Regions from separate parts of the Homo sapiens genome. Here region 1 is linked to region 2. The links are chromatin loops, found by intact Hi-C in ENCODE. Cell type or tissue: psoas muscle. All regions are shown on one strand.

What was found. A loop is a pair of places that touch in the nucleus more often than their neighbours do. Peaks named below come from ENCODE experiments on the same cell type or tissue, not always from the same donor. Only the 100,000 strongest peaks of a DNase experiment are listed, where the experiment ranks them.
Region 1: a loop joins it to region 2, with 4 times the contacts of the local background. A loop is called at or near these places in 1 of 110 quality-filtered maps.

What each region holds. Positions count from the first base shown.
Region 1 is chr3:46,144,127-46,152,126 of GRCh38, reverse strand. No RefSeq gene overlaps it. Among named protein-coding and RNA genes, the nearest start is that of CCR1, 60 kb to the left of the region's middle. In psoas muscle, no CTCF peak of the experiment used is centred here; a DNase peak (open chromatin) is centred at 4,876.
Region 2 is chr3:46,374,417-46,382,416 of GRCh38, reverse strand. It overlaps CCR5 (C-C motif chemokine receptor 5), which reads right to left. Exons shown (of 2, transcript NM_001394783.1): 2 at 6,211-8,000. The region is part of intron 2 of CCR5AS (CCR5 antisense RNA); the gene reads left to right. Among named protein-coding and RNA genes, the nearest start is that of CCR5, 7.5 kb to the right of the region's middle. RefSeq lists an enhancer at 1,689-2,190 and a silencer at 3,802-3,911. In psoas muscle, a CTCF peak has its summit at 3,865 (motif pointing right); DNase peaks (open chromatin) are centred at 1,486 and 3,856; H3K4me3 peaks cover 817 bases; H3K27ac peaks cover 1,381 bases.

The DNA of each region.
Region 1 (8,000 bases), 230 kb after region 2:
TTGTTTCCTGACTTTTTAATGATTGCCATTCTAACTGGTGTGAGATGGTATCTCATTGTGGTTTTGATTTGCATTTCTCTGATGGCCAGTGATGGTGAGCATTTTTTCATGTGTTTTTTGGCTGCATAAATGTCTTCTTTTGAGAAGTGTCTGTTCATGTCCTTTGCCCACTTTTTGATGGGGTTGTTTGTTTTTTTCTTGTAAATTTGTTTGAGTTCATTGTAGATTCTGGATATTAGCCCTTTGTCAGATGAGTAGGTTGCGAAAATTTTCTCCCATTTTGTAGGTTGCCTGTTCACTCTGATGGTAGTTTCTTTTGCTGTGCAGAAGCTCTTTAGTTTAATTCGATCCCATTTGTCAATTTTGGCTTTTGTTGCCATTGCTTTTGGTGTTTTAGACATGAAGTCCTTGCCCATGCCTATGTCCTGAATGGTAATGCCTAGGTTTTCTTCTAGGGTTTTTATGGTTTTAGGTCTAATGTTTAAGTCTTTAATCCATCTTGAATTAATTTTTGTATAAGGTGTAAGGAAGGGATCCAGTTTCAGCTTTCTACATATGGCTAGCCAGTTTTCCCAGCACCATTTATTAAATAGGGAATCCTTTCCCCATTGCTTGTTTTTCTCAGGTTTGTCAAAGATCAGATGGTTGTAGATATGCGGCGTTATTTCTGAGGGCTCTGTTCTGTTCCATTGATCTATATCTCTGTTTTGGTACCAGTACCATGCTGTTTTGGTTACTGCAGCCTTGTAGTATAGTTTGAAGTCAGGTAGCGTGATGCCTCCAGCTTTGTTCTTTTGGCTTAGGATTGACTTGGCGATGCGGGCTCTTTTTTGGTTCCATATGAACTTTAAAGTAGTTTTTTCCAATTCTGTGAAGAAAAGCATTGGTAGCTTGACGGGGAAGGCATTGAATCTATAAATTACCTTGGGCAGTATGGCCATTTTCACGATATTGATTCTTCCTACCCATGAGCATGGAATGTTCTTCCATTTGTTTGTATCCTCTCTTATTTCATTGAGCAGTGGTTTGTAGTTCTCCTTGAAGAGGTCCTTCATGTCCCTTGTAAGTTGGATTCCTAGGTATTTTATTCTCTTTGAAGCAATTGTGAATGGGAGTTCACTCATGATTTGGCTCTCTGTTTGTCTGTTATTGGTGTATAAGAATGCTTGTGATTTTTGTACATTGATTTTGTATCCTGAGACTGCTGAAGTTGCTTATCAGCTTAAGGAGATTTTGGGCTGAGACAATGGGGTTTTCTAGATATACAATCATGTCATCTGCAAACAGGGACAATTTGACTTCCTCTTTTCCTAATTGAATACCGTTTATTTCCTTCTCCTGCCTAATTACCCTGGCCAGAACTTCCAACACTATGTTGAATAGGAGTGGTGAGAGAGGGCATCCCTGTCTTGTGCCAGTTTTCAAAGGGAATGCTTCCAGTTTTTGCCCATTCAGTATGATATTGGCTGTGGGTTTGTCATAGATAGCTCTTATTATTTTGAGATATGTCCCATCAATACCTAATTTATTGAGAGTTTTTAGCATGAAGCGTTGTTGAATTTTGTCAAAGGCCTTTTCTGCATCTATTGAGATAATCATGTGGTTTTTGTCTTTGGTTCTGTTTATATGCTGGATTACATTTATTGAGTTGTGTATATCGAACCAGCCTTGCATCCCAAGGATGAAGCCCACTTGATCATGGTAGATAAGCTTTTTGATGTGCTGCTGGATTCGGTTTGCCAGTATTTTATTGAGGATTTTTGCATCAATGTTCATCAAGGATATTGGTCTAAAATTCTCTTTTTGGGTTGTGTCTCTGCCCAGCTTTGGTATCAGGATGATGCTGGCCTCATAAAATGAGTTAGGGAGGATTCCCTCTTTTTCTATTGATTGGAATAGTTTCAGAAGGAATGGTACCAGTTCCTCCTTGTACCTCTGGTAGAATTCGGCTGTGAATCCATCTGGTCCTGGACTCTTTTTGGTTGGTAAGATATTGATTATTGCCACAATTTCAGAGCCTGTTATTGGTCTATTCAGAGATTCAACTTCTTCCTGGTTTAGTCTTGGGAGGGTGTATGTGTCCAGGAATTTATCCATTTCTTCTAGATTTTCTAGTTTATTTGCGTAGAGGTGTTTGTAGTATTCTCTGATGGTAGTTTGTATTTCTGTGGGATCGGTGGTGATATCCCCTTTATCATTTTTTATGGCGTCTATTTGATTCTTCTCTCTTTTCTTCTGTATTAGTCTTGCTAGCGGTCTATCAATTTTGTTGATCCTTTCAAAAAACTAGCTCCTGGATTCATTAATTTTTTGAAGGGTTTTTGTGTCTCTATTTCCTTCAGTTCTGCTCTGATTTTAGTTATTTCTTGCCTTCTGCTAGCTTTTGAATGTGTTTGCTCTTGCTTTTCTAGTTCTTTTAATTGTGATGTTAGGGTGTCAATTTTGGATCTTTCCTGCTTTCTCTTGTGGGCATTTAGTGCCATAAATTTCCCTCTACACACTCCTTTGAATGTGTCCCAGAGATTCTGGTATGTTGTGTCTTTGTTCTCATTGGTTTCAAAGAACATCTTTATTTCTGCCTTCATTTCGTTATGTACCCAGTAGTCATTCAGGAGCAGGTTGTTCAGTTTCCATGTAGTTGAGTGGTTTTGAGTGAGTTTCTTAATCCTGAGTTCTAGTTTGATTGCACTGTGGTCTGAGAGACAGTTTGTTATAATTTCTGTTCTTTTACATTTGCTGAGGAGAGCTTTACTTCCAACTATGTGGTCAATTTTGGAATAGGTGTGGTGTGGTGCTGAAAAAAATGTATATTCTGTTGATTTGGAGTGGAGAGTTCTGTAGATGTCTATTAGGGCCACTTGGTGCAGAGCTGAGTTCAATTCCTGGGTATCCTTGTTGACTTTCTGTCTCGTTGATCTGTCTAATGTTGACAGTGGGGTGTTAAAGTCTCCCATTATTATTGTGTGGGAGTCTAAGTCTCTTTGTAGGTCACTCAGGACTTGCTTTATGAATCTGGGTGCTCCTGTATTGGGTGCATATATATTTAGGATAGTTAGCTCTTCTTGTTGAATTGATCCCTTTACCATTATGTAATGGCCTTCTTTGTCTCCTTTGATCTTTGTTGGTTTAAAGTCTGTTTTATCAGAGACTAGGATTGCAACCCCTTCCATTTGCTTGGTAGATCTTCCTCCATCCTTTTATTTTGAGCCTATGTGTGTCTCTGCACGTGAGATGGGTTTCCTGAATACAGCACACTGATGGGTCTTGACTCTTTATCCAATTTGCCAGTCTCTGTCTTTTAATTGGAGCATTTAGCCAATTTACATTTAAAGTTAATATTGTTATGTGTGAATTTTATCCTGTCATTATGATATTAGTTGGTTATTTTGCTCGTTAGTTGATGCAGTTTCTTCCTAGCCTCGATGGTCTTTACAATTTGGCATGATTTTGCAGTGGCTGGTACCGGTTGTTCCTTTCCATGTTTAGTGCTTCTTTTAGGAGCTCTTTTAGGGCAGGCCTGGTGGTGACAAAATCTCTCAGCATTTGCTTGTCTGTAAAGTATTTTATTTCTCCTTCACTTATGAAGCTTAGTTTGGCTGGATATGAAATTCTGGGTTGAAAATTCTTTTTTTTAAGAATGTTGAATATTGGCCCCCACTCTCTTCTGGCTTGTAGAGTTTCTGCTGAGAGATCCGCTGCTAGTCTGATGGGCTTCCCTTTGTGGGTAACCCGACCTTTCTCTCTGGCTGCCCTTAACATTTTTTACTTCATTTCAACTTACCTAGCACTCCTTTCTCTATGTCCAGGATGCCACATTACATTTAGTAGTTGTGTCTCCTTCAGCTCTTCTTGGCTGTGACAGTTTCTCAGACTTTCCTTCTATTGGTGAACTTGACAGTTTTGGTAGTGCTGGTCAGGTATTTTGTAGCATGTCCTTCAAGTGGGATTTGTCTAATGTTTTTCTCATAATTAGACTGGAGGCATGGGTTTTGGGGACGAAGACCACAAAGCAGAGTCCCTATCTCATCACATGATATCAAGGGCACAGACAATCAACATCCCTCATGCCTGTTCATGTTAACTGGTCATCTGGCTGAGGTAGTATTTTTCAAGATTCTTCACCGTAAAATACTCTGTTTTTCCTGAAGCAGATTTTTGAAGGACGATTGATAAAAAAAAATTGTTTATATTTAAGGCATACAACATGATGTTTTGATACACATAAGCATTGTGAATGATTACCACAATCAAGCTAATCAACATATGCATCATCTCACATACTTATCACTGTGGTGGGAACACTTAAGATCGACACTGTTAGTGAATTTCAAGTATACAATACAGCAAGGGTCCCCAGCCCCTGGACCATGGACCAGTACTTGTCCATGCCCTGTTAGGAACTGGGCCGCACAGCAAGAGGTGAGCAGCAGGGAAAGCCAGCATTACCACCTGAACTCTGCCTCCTGTCAGATCAGCGGCAGCATTAGATTCTCATAGGAGCTTTAACCCTATCGTGAACTGTGCATATGAGGGATCTAGGTTGCACACTCCTTATGAGAATCTAATGCCTGATATCTGAGGTGAAACAGTTTCATCCCAAAACCGTTCCCGCCACACTGGGTCTGTGGAAAACTTGTCTTCCATGAAACTGGTCCCTGGTGCCAGAAAGGTTGGGAACTGCTACAATACAGTATTACTAATGATCATCACCATACTGTATGTTAGGTCCCCAGAACTTACTCTTAACTGAAAGTTTGTACCATTTGGCCAACATGTCCTCAAGGGGGTTGATTTTCATTGGTTTTGTTGTTACACCATGATCCAGGAAGGTGTCAAGGACGCCAGCAGGCAGCTGTCCCCGTCACCGCAGACATTGCTGAATGACTAAACCGACACGCATGCATATCCAACCCTCCTTCCCTCACTCATGCCAGTGGACAAATCAGGGCTTTTCGTACCCTCACTGGGCCCTGCAAATTTCTACCCCCAGGAGTGGAGGTTTGGCTTGGAGTGGCAGCTCTGAGAGCTGTTGTGTCTGGGGACTACTGCTCTGCTGGTTGTGTCGGGGAACAAAGCCCAGGCCTGATGAATGGACACCTGCAACCTCCCTGGAAGTGCCAGAAATCTTGTGAAATAAGACTTGGTAGAAGATTTAGTAGCTTTTTGACAAGTAGGCAGGAGCTCAAAGTCATCAAATTATGGACATGAATGTCAACAGGAGCACACTTGTTCATGCCCATTGGTAAAGCCCAAAATGCTAAGGGTACATGCGTATGATTTTTAAAAACTGCATCCTCTTGTCATATTATGGCTTTTGCAGAGGGCAACAACTCTCTCTTACTTCCTCCGGAACTCCCCAATACAGAACTCACTCTGCAAAAGGTGAACACCTTCTAGATGGTCTGATATGTGCTTGGTCAAATATGACTAAAGTTATTTTGCGGCTGATTAATAAGGAACTCGTGGGGTTTTTTAAACATGTAAATGACTGAATGATGGAAGAATTACTGAAGATCTTTTAGTGGAAAACCTCATTTCCTGTATTTGGAATTTGATTTTTGTTTCCATCTGAGCTTATGAGTATGTAGATTTTAGAGGCCAGCCCTGGCTTCTCTCAATTGAAAGAAATGTAGGTTAATATTCTTTAAGGAATTTCTTTTCTGGACTTTTTGAGGAGTTTCAGTACAATAAAAAACACAAAGTGAATGTGTACAAAATAAGAAACTATTAAACTCTAGTCCACTGATGGTATCTGACTAGCAGCAGTGATGTGAGTTGTTTTAATGTTAATACCATCATATTTGGATGCCCTGTACTCCTTATATAGCCGTAGGCACCACTTCTTTTTGTTGTCTGTAACTACACATGTACCCCTGCTGGCCCCCAAAGATACTGTAGTGTACAACTGTGGCGCTAGAGACTCCTGCCACCCTCAAGATGAAAGGCAACCACAAGTGCTTCCAAGAATGAGCACCTTCTGCTTAAAGGAAAGAGGCCTCTTATAAAGATACCATGGGAGGCTGAATACTTGCCCCCAAGGATACCCAGGCTCTAATCCTGGAACCTGTGAACTTATATAGCAAAAAAGGCCTTGCATGTGTGATTAAGTCAAGGATCTTGAGATGGGGAGATTATCCTGCTAAGCCTTAAACATAATCACAAGAATATAAGAAGAAGGTAGAGAGAGATCTGAATACTAACGAAGAAAAGGCAGTGTGACAACAAAAGTAGAGATGGGAGTGATGCAGCCACAAGCAAAGGAATGCCATTAGCCAAGAAAAGTTGAAAGAGACAAAGAATAGATTTTCCTCTGGAGTATCCAGAAGGAGCCAGCCCTCCCAACACCTTGATTTTAGTCCCATAAGGTTCATTTCAAACTTCTGGCCTCCACAACTGTAAGAGAATACATTTGCACTAATTTAAGCCACTAAATTTTTGTTAATTTGTTACAGCAGCAATGGGAAAATAATACAGACACCATGGTCACAATTTCCATCCTTCCTAGAGCTAGCCATCCAATCTATTAGGAGTCAGTACTTTACTCCTCTTTTTCCATCCAGATGCTTGATACCATGATGTCCTCACAGCATCTGATTTTTTTAACATTTAAAATTTTATTTCAGAATTGTTTGGCAACTGTTGAGCGAGATGTTACAAGACTAGAGTCAAAATGCTCTCAATTTTTTGGTTCCACATTTGACCCCTTTGGAGACTAAAAGACTCTGCAGAATGTCAATTCCAGTGCAGGAATACCCTCTGCAATAGGTCAACAGAAGGTCATCCAGCTCCTTTCACATTCCCCTTCAGTAACTAGGACCTCACTTTCTTCCATTTGTTCACAAGGACAGGGTGTCCTTATTCTGAGTCAGCCAACTTCTGAGTAGCCCAAGACCTAAGAACTGAACAGCAGATACTGAAGACAGAAAAGCATCTGGAAAAAGACCAGAATCAGAATTGAGACCTTATTGCTAACCCTCCACATCTAAAAGAGTTGACCGTTACTTAGTGTAATGGGGCTGCTGAATTATATGTGTGGTGATCATTGTATATATTCCAAAACCAGTTGTTCATTCAACCCGAAGATAAACTATCCATAGTGAGTCTTTGATTCTTCCCAAGTGCTGGGTAGATGGTAGGAGAGTAGACTACATTTGTTTTCTAAGCCTGGTAATAATCAGCTCTTCACAATCATTTTTCTAGCAAGTGTCTCAAGATGGGCTCTTATTAGCCTAGTTGTAAGTAGGCCTTTTTTACTTATGACCTAGTCACAAAATAGTTGTTTCCCCTGAACTGATATCCATCAACAGCGCTTACCATCTCATTTTTGTATTTGGCTATTTTTTAAAGTATCAGAGCATTCCCAGATTTACTTTCTTTCTCCTTAAATTTCATCTTGTTATTTTCAGTTCAGTGACCCAGTCTGTCAAGATCCATTTGAACCTTCACCATTGCCATTCACCTTCGCATTAGCAATCCTAACCAGTGTTTTCTTCCTTAAAATTGACTAAGCAGTAAATGCTACATAGAACATTGTTCTGTAATCAATTATAAAATAATCTCTGTAAGAGAACTAAAAATTTAATTGGCATTGTTGAGCTGTGCCCGCTTCCCTTCTTTTGTGGAAGCCAAAGATCAATACCATAGAGATCAAAGTAGTGCAACGTTCCCTGGCCTGGGCAGCACTGCAGGCAGTAGTGGGCACAGAGGTGGGTCATGGGTCATGGAGCCTGGGGTGTGATCATGGATGTGTACATGGGTGTGCAAAAGGGAAAAAGGAAGAGGACTTCTGTGGGGCTCATTGAGAAAGAACAAAAGGAGACCTAGGAGGGCAGAACTGAGTGGAGACCAGGGACAGCTGATGCCAAGACCTTTTGAGATGTCCTGTAACCACTTCCACAGAGTTAATTTTGTGATCTACTTTCTGTTTCTCTGCATTTCAATACACAGCATTCTTTGGAAAGGAGTCTGTGTCCTTTCAGATCCTGCAGAGTGAAGGAAAA
Region 2 (8,000 bases):
GGGGTTCCGAGTGGATCTCCCAGTTTCACGGTAAAATGCATGGGGTTTTATAGACTAACTTGAGGAGGCGGTGTCTGATTTACACAGGGCCCAAAAGACTGGTTGGACCAGGTATGCCATTTACATAGCACGGGAAGAAGCTGGCCATCTCACCCTAATCTTTTATTATGCAGAAGGGTTCTCTACCTGGCCCGTGCCATGTTGCCTGTTCCTTTACTGTACACTTGGTTGACAAAGAAAAGGGAAGATGGAGAATCCATGTTGAACATGCCTGGCCCCCAGATAGCCTTTTCCTATTGGCACAGCTGCCGGCATTCACCCGTGCAAGCTTCCAGCTTGCTTATCTATGTCTGCAGCTCAATTTTACAGGCTTCTCTTTGTTAGCAAACAAATGATTTTGGGGCTGCTTTTTGTTAAAAGGCAAATCTTACCGAGGACTCTCTGACCCTCACTAACCACCTAAATAATTTCTTTTTAGCTCCTGTATCAGTAACACCCCAAATTACTACTGGAAATCCTTTTAGATCCTGAGAGCCAGAGACGTTAAGTCACTTGCCCAAGCTCCCACAGCCCCAAGGCTGGAACTCGAGTCAGTCTGACTTTCAAGTCCCTGCCCTCTTCTCTGCTGGGCTCTGCTTTTTGGCACAGGAAGATTGAGTTAGCCAATCAACAGAGTCCTTATTTGATTATATGTCAGGAAACCATTAGGATTCTCCTAAAAAGGATTTTTGAATAGTCTTTGGTAATGGCAGTAAACCTAAGTAGAGGAATTTTAAAGTGAACATAGACAATATTGAAATTCTCCCATTAGTTTCTTATTTTTAATCTTAATTACATTTTATTATATTCAGCGGTATGCAGTTTCAAAAGGAGGAATTGTCTTGACTCAAAACCAAAAAGATTAAGTTATCAGATATCTGCTCTTCAGTAAATAGTAGGAGGTGTTTGTGTGTGTGTACATGTGTTTAAACCATATGCCAGGATGTATAAGAGTTGACAATTTAAATCTAAATTCTAATTCTCTGCAGAATTATCATTGCCTGATCAGGGCTGGCATGAGTTCCCAGTTCTTCAGGAATAATGCTTTCATGGAAAGAGTTAAGAAGGATGGCTCACTGCAGGGATAAGGAAATGGGGGGAGAAGAATCCTTTAGCCACATAAGCAAAATCTATATTTATTTGAGAAACATCTCAGACAGGCCCTTTTCTATACAAGAGACTTCTTCTCTATTGAATTTGAAGTTGCCAAGCTCAGCATGGGCGCCAGACATCCCACTTCTGTTTACTTTTCACTTGGAAAGGAAGGGTGAAAACATAACCCAAAACCAAAAATGAAAGTGAAATACTTGGAGCCTCAAATACAGATCTTTGGTATTGCCAATGAAGTCTAGATTCACATGCTTTAAAAAAACCAGCTTGGGGAATGTTCTGTTATGAAAGTTGAGACTCTTCCTGGTGCACATGCCACCCCAGGCCAGGCAAAGTCTTGCTCAGACAACAGCCCTTGCTGTCAGTCCAACAGGCTTTAGGCAGTATTTCTCAGACTTGGCTACACTTAGAATCACCTGGGGAGCTTCTACAGTGGGGAACCACAGGGCAGCAATGCAGGCAGATCGAATCAGAACTATTTGAGGTTGGATTTAACCTCACTATTTGTAAAACTCCCTGAGTGACTCCAATATGTTGGCTTTTGTGAATTTATTAGCACACAGGTGCTGATCGTGAAGGGAGTCACGAGTGCTCCTACTTTCCCTACTCAAAGGCTCATCGCTGGCGTGCCACTGGGAAGCACCATCAAAACATGCCGCTGTTGGAGCCCACTCCAGACCCACGACATCAGAGTCTCTGGGGCTTAGGGCAGGCAATGCTCTTCATTTATAAAGCAAAGGGGTTGGGCTCACTGGTCCTCAACAACCTTTTTGTTTTCAAACCATAGGATTCCATAAGAGGGTTTGATGTAAACGAGGTGATAATGTAACTGAGTATTCCCTTTTTTCTAAGTAAAAGGGAATAAGTTACAATTATTTTTTAAATTATTTTCTCTTTTCTCCTTTCCTCTTGTACCCCACTTTCTACTTAGCCCTTTAGAAATGCAAATCTCACCTTTTACTTCCCCTTCACCAGACATTCTTTACAGGGCAAGTTCATCTAACTATATGCTCCAAGACAGAACTTTCTAGAGAGTTAACAGCTGATTTACAGACCAAAGCATGATCTCCATGGAACTCTCACCCTTCAGGGGGTTGCCATGGAACTCACCCTCCAGAAAGGCAGGTTGAAGGCATGCCCACTATCCACTCCCACCTAGAGAGTTTTAGGCCACTTTTTCAACTTATTTCTGCCTATGAAAGTGCCAATTCAACTGCCTGGATAGATCAGGCACCATGCCAGTGTGCAGACCCCCTGCCCTTGCTCACTTCCTCCCCTGCCTTTTCAAAGTGCCTGCTTTCTGCTCCAAAAGCAAAGCAGTGCATTTACTATTTATTTATTTATTTATTTATTTATTTATTTATTTATTTTGAGACAGAGTCTCACTCTGTCACCCAGGCTGGAGTGCAGTGGCTAGATGTCAGCTCACTGCAACTTCCACCTCCCAGGTTCAAGCGATTCTCCTGCCTCAGCCTCCCGAGTAGCTGGGATTACAAGCACCCGCCACCACGTCTGGCTAATTTTTTGTATTTTTAGTAGAGGCAGGGGTTTCACTATATTGGCCAGGCCGGTCTTGAACTCCTGACCTTAAGTGATCTGCCCTCCTCGGTCTCCCAAAGTGCTGGGATTACAGGTGTGAGCCACCACGCCTGGCGAAGCAGTGCATTTAGAGGCAGGAGGCTGCACCTCTTCCCTGAAGGAGGTTTGGAATAAATCATTTTCTTTATATCTGACCTCGCTCTTGTTAATTGGATTCTGCAAGCAATGAGTGACTAATCTGCGGTTCAGTTACAATAACAATAATAGAGAAAGGAGAGTGCGAATGATAAAGAAATTTACCATGGTGTATATGTGCCACATTTTCTTAATCCAGTCTATCATTGTTGGACATTTGGGTTGGTTCCAAGTCTTTGCTATGTTCATGTCCTTTGTAGGGACATGGATGAAATTGGAAACCATCATTCTCAGTAAACTATCGCAAGAACAAAAAACCAAACACCGCATATTCTCACTCATAGGTGGGAATTGAACAATGAGATCACATGGACATAGGAAGGGGAATATCACACTTTGGGGACTGTGGTGGGGTGGGGGGAGGGGGGAGGGATAGCATTGGGAGATATACCTAATGCTAGATGACGAGTTAGTGGGTGCAGCGCACCAGCATGGCACATGTATACATATGTAACTAACCTGCACAATGTGCACATGTACCCTAAAACTTAAAGTATAATAAAAAAAATAGAAGTAAAAAAAAAAAAAAAAAGAAATTTACCAACATCAAATCACATTTGATTATTTCAAACACTTGGTACCCACAATCATCAGATATACAGGATTATAGAGAGAAACAAGGGAGGAGCTTGAAGCATTTTATGCAATATGAAAAATGCTTAGTCACAAAACATTTTCTGATCTTGTTGCAAGCTCATGAGAGCAGCACACTGCAGAGATTGGTCTGGGTGTTGGAACCTTCATTCCACGACAGGCATCAACCTGTACCCCGAATGGAGACTCCTCTCGGTTTTCAGAAATGATGAATGTGAGCTGTGCACTACCTACCCTGAGCCGCTGTGGAAATACCTCTTTTTCACAACTGGGATGGTGCCGGCAGAGACAAACATTAAAGAGCTGAATGTGAAAAGCCTCCTCGTGTGTCTTCTCCATGGCCAAGTCTGGAAGTTGAACACCCTTGCTGGTTTGCCAATGTGGCCTCGCGGGGGCAGTATGACCCAAGGCTTGCCATGGCTTCCTAGCTTGTAAAAGATTCACACTCTTCCATGAATGCTTTAAAAAAACTAGTGACCACCCAGAGAAACAAAAATAAGTCCCCAAAACATGACAGAATCACAATGACACAAAACGGATTATCAAACCACGTAGTAACAATAAGGAGGCAAATAGAAGTCAGTCTTGTAAAATTGCTTATAGAAAATTAGGAAGGAAATATATATTATATGCATGCATATTAATATAAAGATATATGTCATATGACAATATATATTAATTATATAAAAATATGTATTTGTATACAGAATCTTAAATATTAAGGGTTGACTCTGTTTTGGAAAAATACAAGCAACTTTTACAGTGAATTTTATTTCAAAGTATAGGAGCTATCGAAATGTTTTCACGTTTTTGCCTCTTCTGTTCAGCCTTATCCCCGAGGGTTGTGGAAAATCTCCACGTACTCTGACAATAAGTAAGTGGATGTGTTAACAAGCTACAAGGAACTGCAGTTAGAAAGTTCATGATTTGTTGGCCGGGCACAGTGGCTCATGCCTGTAATCCCAGCACTTCGGTGGGAGGCCGAGGCGGGCAGATCACGAGGTCAGGAGATCGAGAGCATCCTGGCTAATACGGTGAAACCCTGTCTCTACTAAAAATACAAAAAATTACCCAGGCGTGGTGGTGCATGCCTGTAGTCCCAGCTACTCAGGAGGCTGAGGCAGGAGAATTGCTTGAACCCGGGAGGCAGTGGTTGCAGTGAGCCGAGATCGCACCATTGCACTCCAGCCTGGGCAACAGAGCGAGACTCCATCTCAAAAAAAAAAAGGAAAGTTCATGATTTGTTTTCTGGTTCACATTTCTGCTTCTAGCCCCCAGGGTAGTTGGTGGTAATTCTTATGTTTTCATTATAAGTGTTAACACTTGAGCAGTTATGTTTGCATTTGGAGCTCTATCTCTCCCCGTGATAGAAAATAAATGATTTGTAAATTTAATCATAACAGTTGAAATGCCATTGCATCTTAATTTATTCAGAGCGATTTAAACTAAGAACCCCTGGAGTACAAAATGTAAACAGAATCCCAGTTTATGAATTTTCACATTACTCTTCCTAAGGACAGTCACCTCTACTTTGACTTTATCCATGGCATGCAATCTCCTCTTTGATAGAGACCTCTGGGTGGAGACAGAAGGTACGTTCACCCCAGAGTTGGTGAATAAAGTCAGATCCTGAAGGTCGTGAGTTGAAACTCCAAGGAGTAAAGGCATGGGCCTGGGGAGGTAATGGGGACGGGCTCTGGAAAGGCTGGCAACACTGCAAATAGCTTTTCTTCGTGCTAACGTTGGAAGACATTTAATAAGATGGAAAAGGAAAAACGAGCAATTGACATGACTGCATGTATGTCAGCCACAAAAGCTGATACCTTCAAACCTCCCTGCCGCACTGCCTTCCTCCTATGGGATGGATCTCCCTTCTCCATGGCCCCTTCCTTCTACCCTAACCCCAGCCCCCTCCTGCCCTTCCTTGGTTCATTCTACCTTTTACCCTAACAGATGAAAGGCAATCCTTCAAGTCTTGGTAGGGACAAGCTGCCCTTCTAGTCAGATCAAGCTGTTCTGTCTTCTGCTCATTTCATGCACCTCCAAATAGGACCACGGGCAGCTTTTGCATCTGCTGCCCATGACCTGTGCTGGGAGATGAGTGTGCAGTGACTGAAAACCAGCATGTTCAAAATGTGAACGTGACCCAGACGGGTCCCCTCCACCTGTAGCACCTGTCCTCTCTCAGGGTAAGAGACTCGTGCACATAAATCCAAATGTACATGATTGTCATGACTGCAATTAGAGCCAAGTTTTGGGGAGGGATTTTAAATGAAAGAAAAGCATCCTCATTCTCACATATGATGTGCCTACAACTCAGGGCTGCGGGTAAGTGACCAGGCCATGACGTTGCATATCTTCTTCATTTTCAAACATAGACAACTAACTTATGGCACCAATTCTCTTTTTTAAAACATGGCAATTCTTTTGAGTAGTGGAATTAAAATTTGAATTTTAAAAGTTTTCAAGTCAATTGCTCAGCAACCAGCAACCTTACTCTTAGAGGTACCATCTCTAAATACAAACTATTCTGGCAATTTGTCTCAGGAAAAGGGTCAATTTTAAAAATTATTTAAAAGAAAATACAAAAATACAATTATCTCTCTCTTTGTATACATCACACACACATGCACACACACTAAGGAAGAAAACAGCTGCTTATAAAATGCTCTGGCAGTTTTATGTGCTATTCTCTAAATGTACACTTGACTGAAAGAGCAAGAATATAATGAATTATTTTAGAAGGTGTTTTTTATTAGATGCATATTTTCTTTCAAGCAATTTGTAACTTTCACATACATAAGAATATGCAAATACTAAGATGTCAGAATGTCTTTGACTTGGCCCAGAGGGTAGGGTCCTATGCTACTGTTGCACTCTCCACAACTTAAGAGCAAAAGGAAAGACATTTCCCTTCGTTGCTTCCTGCTGACAGCCACAATGCTCACCGTTCATATTCAGAGGCTGAGAAAGTCAGTAGCACCTCTTATTATTCTGACACCTTCATTCCCTGAGTAGTTCTCACCACTTACTATTCCCTCACCTTACCTGTACTATGATGGTTTTAGCCATCCCCCAAATTCAAAACAGTCTCAAGTATGTGCACAATCATATGAGACAGAACAGAAAAAAACCTCTCTCTCTCCCTTTGAAATGAATATACCCAAACACTAAGGGGTATATTCATTTCAAAGGGAGGGAGAGACGATTTTTTCTGTTGCTTCTGGTTTGTCTGGAGAAGGCATCTGGAATAAGTACCTAAGGCGCCCCCCCCACCCCCATTCAGTCTGAAATACGGAGGCTGGTAAATTGTACTTTTGTGGGTTTTAAGGCTCAAGGCAGCTTATTTCCAAATGAATATGTCCCTTCCCCCCTTTGCCTATTGACGGTTAAATGCAGAAAATGATACCTACACTTGTGTGCACTGGGCAGGCAGCATCTTAGTTTTTCAGGCTTCCCTCACCTCTATGGGACCCCTTTGCTCAATGCTTTGCTCAGTGCTATCCCTGAATGAGTAACTAAGAGTTTGATGCTTATTGAATGTGTAGTATGTGCTAAATGCTGCCTGTGGTTGCCTCATAGAATCCTCCCAACAACCCATGAAATGACTACTAGGTAATCAATCCTCACCTAGATCTCATGTGTGAGCTGAAGTATGTTCCTAGACCTCATACCTCGTGTATTCATAAATCTAGTCTCCTCCTGGAGACCCCTCAGTATTTCAGCTGGGATGGGAAGGAAATCTATGAAGTCAGAAGCATTCAGTGAAAGACAGCCTGGAGTCTGGGTGAGACTGTGTTCAAGCTCTGCAAACCAGACCCATCCTTTTACACCAATCCATCTTCTTCTTGACCTAAACCTCCTCCTCCTCCTTCTGTGCTTGATGTCTTTTCAAGGGTTTCTCCAATCTGCTTGAAGACTAGGGATTCTCTCTGACTCCTCTCTGACCCTCACTTCCAACCCAAATCCACCCCAGTTCTGCTGACTCTGCATCCTCATATGCTGCACGAATACCTCCCTCCTTCCCATCCTTACGAATACCTCCCTCCTTCCCATCCTCACGCCTTGAGCTTAGCAGAGGCCATCCTCACCCTGACCTGAGGGCTGTTGGTGGTCTCCTTGCCCTAAATGCTCATCCTTCCTGACCCTCCTTTGGCCACAGAGTAAACCTTCTGCAACACCAACCAGGATCTCCCTGCTCAGCTCATGACTTAGACGGAGCAATGCCGTCAAGGTTCTTCATGATCTAGCCTTGTCCTTCCTCCCCATGTCTTCCCAACCAGCTCTGTCTCCTTCTACAGCCAAGCTTGCCCATGCAGTGCTTGCAGTGAGGCTTCTGTCTTTGCCAGCAATAGATGATCCAACTCAAATTCCTTCTCATTTAAGAAGCTTCCCCAGCTCTCCCAGGCCACAAGTCTCTCGCCTGGTTCTAAGTCAGTGAAACTTATTAACCATACCTTGGAGGGGAAATCACACATGAAAAGTGTCATTTCTTTACTAATCATATTCATGTCTTTTCTCCC